Regions from separate parts of the Homo sapiens genome. Here region 2 is linked to region 1. Evidence: chromatin contacts called from ENCODE Hi-C or POLR2A ChIA-PET data. All regions are on one chromosome and are shown on one strand. Each heading gives the region's core, a stretch centred on a gene start or an enhancer-like site at or near the end of the contact. The rest is flanking DNA. Distances are from core to core; before and after follow the strand shown.

Evidence for each region. A loop is a pair of places that touch in the nucleus more often than their neighbours do. ChIA-PET counts read pairs that join two places held with the same protein, here RNA polymerase II (POLR2A). Pooled maps may share reads with other maps.
Region 2: a loop to region 1 is called in a map of B cell, with 5 times the contacts of the local background. The contact joins the promoter of LINC02767 here to the promoter of CD46 in region 1. A Hi-C loop is called at or near these places in 6 of 168 maps with a recorded cell type or tissue (B cell, CD4-positive, alpha-beta T cell, ascending aorta and 2 more), 4 of 37 single-sample maps with no recorded cell type and 23 of 50 pooled maps. POLR2A ChIA-PET finds 5 or more read pairs at or near these places in 2 of 52 experiments (CD4-positive, alpha-beta T cell and MCF 10A).

The regions. Positions count from the first base shown.
Region 1 is chr1:207,750,690-207,753,389 of GRCh38, reverse strand. CD46 (CD46 molecule) reads right to left here and starts at 1,336. Exons shown (of 13, transcript NM_172351.3): 1 at 1,081-1,336. The coding sequence starts at 1,177. RefSeq lists silencers at 449-806, 1,386-1,495 and an enhancer at 1,076-1,285.
Region 2 is chr1:207,957,479-207,960,278 of GRCh38, reverse strand. LINC02767 (long intergenic non-protein coding RNA 2767) reads right to left here and starts at 1,288. Exons shown (of 3, transcript NR_167983.1): 1 at 1,204-1,288; 2 at 40-164. RefSeq lists enhancers at 816-1,315, 1,316-1,817.

The sequences.
Region 1 (2,700 bases), core at 87-2,586:
CCTAGCATGCATTTTTAAAAGTATTGATTCCATTCAATGAAATACAAAATAAATTTAGTGGGATAGGCCTTAAGCTTTAGCTTATGAGCTGCAGGGGAAAACAAGATTAACATTATCTGCCTTCCTTTGTTAGGATACTAATTTCTCACTAGGTTTGGCTACCATTGTTTTTTAGGTTGTTTCACATCTCTCAAATATGACTCAAAGTAATGAAAAGAAGGAAAACAATGTCAAAAAGCCATTAGGCAATGGAATCAGATACTATCTATATTGGTTGGGAACAGGAAGAAGACTCGATGGCCCACCCACCCCCCAAAAAAGCAGCCATTTACAAACTAATAGGAGCTCAGGTAACACGGAGACTGTTCACAGAAGGCACAAAAAGCATGGCGCGCCCTTACCACCTCTCTAACCCCAGGCACCGAGAGCCTGCTCTCACTCAACATGCCCTCCCTAGCCCCAGAGTCCGCGCTCACTCCATTCAAAGCAAACAGTTGAGCTGTCTTGCCCACAGTGAACTCTGCACACAGGCCACTTACGCACAGCACGCTCCCAGCAACACCTGGCCAGGCCCCTGCTCGCCCAGCCCAGCACATGGGGCACAGCAGACGCACTGCAACCCTTACCGCGGGTACTGTCCAAGCCCTAATGAACACCCCACTCACCAAGGCACCAAGGGAACACAGGGCAAACTCTCACCACGGACACAGCACGGGCCCTAGCAACACTCCCACGCACCTGTGCACTCCAGAACAAGCCCTCACCTAGGGCGCCCAGTCCGCGCTCCCCTGGCCGACTGGCTCAATCCCGAAAACACGATTCACGCTTTTTTTAGGGACGCAGCCAGATCCTGCGTAAATGCTGGCCGCGCACACGACGCCACCAAACAAGCTTCACCTCGGGCTCTGCGTGGTCCCCGCATTCCCCGCCACATACCCCCGGGATCTGAGCACTGCACCCCTCAGAGAACCCTGTCCCCAAACAGGCACGGCCTGCTGTGAGCCCCGCCCCGCGACTCTTGCCCGACTGAGGAGAGCTCTAGTCTCGCCGCGGACGCGCGAACCCGCCCCGGGGTCCTACCGGAGAAGGAGTACAGCAGCAACACCATGGCCGCCAGAAGCAACCCAGGAAAGCGCCAGGAAGGAAAGGGACACTCGCGGCGGCCGGGAGGCTCCATGCGCGGCGCGGAAGACGCTGTTATTTCTCCGGAGGAAAGCAGAGAAACCGAGAGCCAGCCGAGCAGGGAAGTCCCTTCTGGGTCCAGATATGGGACGCAACAATCCCCAACTCACAAAGCATCCAGTGCTGCAGGACAGGTGGGCGTGGCCCGAGCCGCGCCCGGGGCGGAAGTGCGTCGAGTCACCAGGGCGGCTGGGGCCAATCGGCGGGCCGCGGGGCGGAGCCTCGGCGTTCATGGGCAGCCCTTGGCCTTCGAGAGGTCAGGGGGAGGCCCTGGCGGAACCTAACAGAACAGGTTCCCCGAGGCCGCCTTTTTTCTTGCTAAGCCCTTGGCCTACCATCCCGGAAGCCTGAGGCGTCCTGCGGGAAAGGACTGGCTCGCCGTCATATTTGTGACCCAGGCAGGGTGGAGAGAAAACTAAGCTGCTTTGGTAATAGTTTCCGGGAATTCGGGAGTCAAGAATAAAGCACTTCGACCTAAAAATAGAGATCCAGAGTCTAGACAGGGGGTCACCGTGGGCTAGCACCCCTCAGGGTTAGTTTTATCCTGGGGCACTGCAGGCTGTCAGGACTGCCTGGGCCCTTACTTGGTATTTGGCATTAGTCAGGCATTATTGGGAACAATATTTGAGTTTTTCTTGCTTGAATGCCTGCTACTGGATCGTCTCGGGGCCGTCTTGTTTTCACAATCTCAAAGGTTTGGCTTCTGCACTCCCAGCCCCTAAGGTAATTTGCCCTTTGCTCCCCTCCCTGGAGGGGACCCTTCCGAATCTAATTTATTAAGCAACACCAGGCAATTAGAATATTGAGACTCTATGGGGCCCTTGCCCTTGAGCAACTAAATTTTTTATTGAAGACGAAATATACATGCATGAACAATGTAAGGACAAGGGTGTCCTAAGTGCCAAATTCCTGGAAGCAATAAATGCAGAAGGATTCGGATGGGTAGAAATTGTTAGGTGAAGAGTGGATAAGGGGGAGAACTTTTCTGGTGAAACAATCTGAGGAACAATACTGGAAAATTAAGAATGAGCAGGATTGATTTGTAGGATTGTGAGTAAACCGGAATGACCGGTAAAAGGAAAAGGACATGACTGACATTAAAAGAGCAAACAAAGAGTTGACATTTCTTCCCCTCAGATTGGCAAAGAATTAAAACGTCAGCCAATGTGAGTGAACGTGTTGCAGGGGGACCAGCACTCTGTAACATAACTTTTCAGTATGTTAAAAGTCTTAAAGTGGACATGACTTGTGTTAGGCTCTCAGTTCCCAGAGAAATCATCAGAGCTGTGATCAAAGCTCTGATGTGATCAAAACTCTGATGTGATTAATTTTTGAAAAAATGTAAACCCTAAGTGTCTAGCAAAAGTAATAAAGAATTTCTGGCAGTTACCTTTGTGTGATGGAATTCTATGCAGCAAATATTGCAAAAGAATACCAAATATGAGAAACTATGATATCATTGTAAGTGGAAAAAGCAGAGTCCAAACTGGCATGTGCCTTTTGGCAGTCCTTTTATTA
Region 2 (2,800 bases), core at 39-2,538, 210 kb before region 1:
TTTTAAAATTCTTTGTATGGCGTCAATGTTCTCACTTACCGAGAAAGTACAGTCTCTGGAGTTAGAGACAGGTTCAAGTCATAGGTCTCCACTTACCAGTGGTGTAACCCTGGCAAGTCACTTTCCTTGGGTGAGATCCCATTTCTCCATCAGCAGAATATGGCCTGTAAAATCGTTGGAAAGATAAAAATAACATACGTAAAGTACATGGAAAATAATAAGCACTCAAATGGTAGCTATAGTTATTTATAACCAAGAAAACAGGGGGAGTGGATTTCTCCAGGTTGGACAGCTGATAATTGGTGGAACCAAAATTCCAAACTACTCCCCAGAAGCTTCAGTTCCTTATCCCAAGGCCCCTCTGCTCCCCGGAAACTAAGTCTCATACTTCTGTAGCCAGGTGCGACCCTCCAAGGCAAATCTCTGCCCACCGACTCACAGAGAGGGAACCCCCACCAAGAACCCGCTGGAAGCCTGGCGCCACACAGCTGCACTATCTGGAACCTCGCGCGACTGCAGCCCTGGGGGGCGCGCCCGGAACCGAAATGGCTCAAGAGACTTGAGGACCGGCGCGTCTCCTTTCTCCGGCCCCAGTCCCCAACTCCCGCCACAGCGCAGAGGGGGCAGTGCGGTGGGAGGGGGGGAGTTGTGGGGCTGGGGCTCCGGCCTGGCCGGTGAAGCCCCAGGACCCGTCCGCTTGGGGTTAAGGCAAGGGGTGCGGCACGAGGAGCGCAGGGAGCCCCGAGTCCCAGGCGCAGACCCAGCTGCGGACCCGCCGTACAGCCCTGGTGTTGCAAGCGTGGACCGTGGGCGTAAGGCCCCGGCGGGAGGCACTCGGCCCGGCCGCGGCCGGGTCTGCAGGGTCCTGGCGCAGCGGATCCCGGCGCGCCCTGGCCCGCGGCCCGCAGGGTTCAGACGGGGCCGAGACAGCCAAGCCCGGTTCGCTCGCGCCAGGCGCTGGAGCCAAGGCTGACGGGCGGTTCTGAATCATGTTTGGAGGAGCGGCGCGGCCCCCAGGGCTCCGCTGAGACGCGCTGCAGGGCTGTCCGGGCCCTCCCTCGGCGACGCGGCCAGCAGCCCGCGCCGCGTCCTCAGCGGCGGCAAAAACTAGGAGTCCCGGGGCTCTGCCGGGCGCCGGCACTGGAGGGCAAGAGATGCTGGCTTCCCCCGGGGCTCATCACCCCGGGGTTCCACAGCACTTACGTGGGATGGGGACCCCGGAGTAGACCACGGACGGAAAGGAACGGTGGTTTCATTCTCTGCAAAAGAAATCCTCGCGCGCACACGGGTGCCCCGGGCCAGGCAGACCTCCAGCAGAGGCGCCCAGGTGGGGCGTGCAGAGCTTCTGAAAGTGGGCACCTACTTTAGGAGGCTGGCAAGCACAGAGAGCCCAGAATCACCTGTGCCGAGCCCTCAAGGGGGCCTTCTCACAGCCCTGATGTGCCCCCTTACTGCGATTAAGGCTGTTTGCGAGTCCTAAAGAGCTTGCGTTATGCAGGGCACTTTCAACCAACCATTCCTCTATGTACAGCAACCTGTGAAGCTGGCAGGACCAGTACCTTTATTCGTTTTACAAGTGAGAAAGCAAAGGGGTGGGAAAGCCCTAGGGTTCTGTGCCCGACTGCCTAGTCAGGCCCTGCCAACCAAAGATTGAAGTCCGTTCTTTCTCTCTCCTGCCAGGAGGCGAAGAAGTGTCCACCCTGTCTATTGAGAGGCCTCTACTTTAAGAATTAAGCCAGGCAGTCGCTGCTGTGTGGAGGGGTGTTGACAGCAAGTGACAAGGAAGCAAGTCTTTATCGCAGGAAAAATTACTTAAGTGGACTCCTTAGCAGCCTCCTTTCCATTTGGAATGAAGATTAGCACCCCTAGCCCTAGAGCTGTGATTCTCAAAGTGTGGTGCCCAGACTAGCAGCAGAAGCATCACCTGGGAACTAGTAAGAAATGCATCTTAACTGCCCCCTCCTAGGCCTCCTGGATCAGAAGCTTTGAGGTAGTGCCAGCCCAGCAATTTATTTTTTTTGCTTTTCATACATATATATATCTCCACAATGGATGAAAGAGAACAATCATCAAGGATGTAGGTACCAGACACAGGGCAGAAGGTAGCTAGAAAAGTATGCCTGAAGGAAGTTAAGGACCCTAGCCTCATTCCTACCTCGTTTCAATAGGTGGACCTAGCATAAATAGGTTACTTTTCCATTGTTCTAGCTTCCTCTGCCCCATCTACAAACATGGCACAGCTGGCTTGCCTTGCAAGGCCTCAGCTGAAGGACCCCATGTACACACAGGCCAGTACAGCAGTATTAGGATCTAGAAGAATCTCATCCCCATATATGGTCTCACTCCAAGTCTATGGCCGAGTACCTTCATTGTTGTGTGCAAGATGGTGTCATCCCTTGAAAATATGGCCGCTTCAGCATAAAATAGTTAAATCTTTATAATGGTCGATTATCTCATCCTACCCCCTTTTACATGCAGCTGAAAAACGGCAGGCTAGGGACATAGAACATTGTGGACTTTATACTGTTAGAATCGCTGCCCATCAAATGATCACTAGCTAATGGTCACTAAATTTACAAATTAAGGAAATTATCTATAGAATACTGCAAAGACACAGTAAAAAGACTGAAGTTTGCCCATTTCTGCTCAGGAAGTCCCTTCACTCCTAAGCTTCATATGTTGTCCTTTTGAGCCCAGCAATTTTTAAGGAGCCCTTCAGGAGATTCTCTGATGCACAAAGAAATTTTGAAAACCACTGTTCCAGAAAAGCCTGTGTATCAGCTAGAAGCAAGCCTGCATG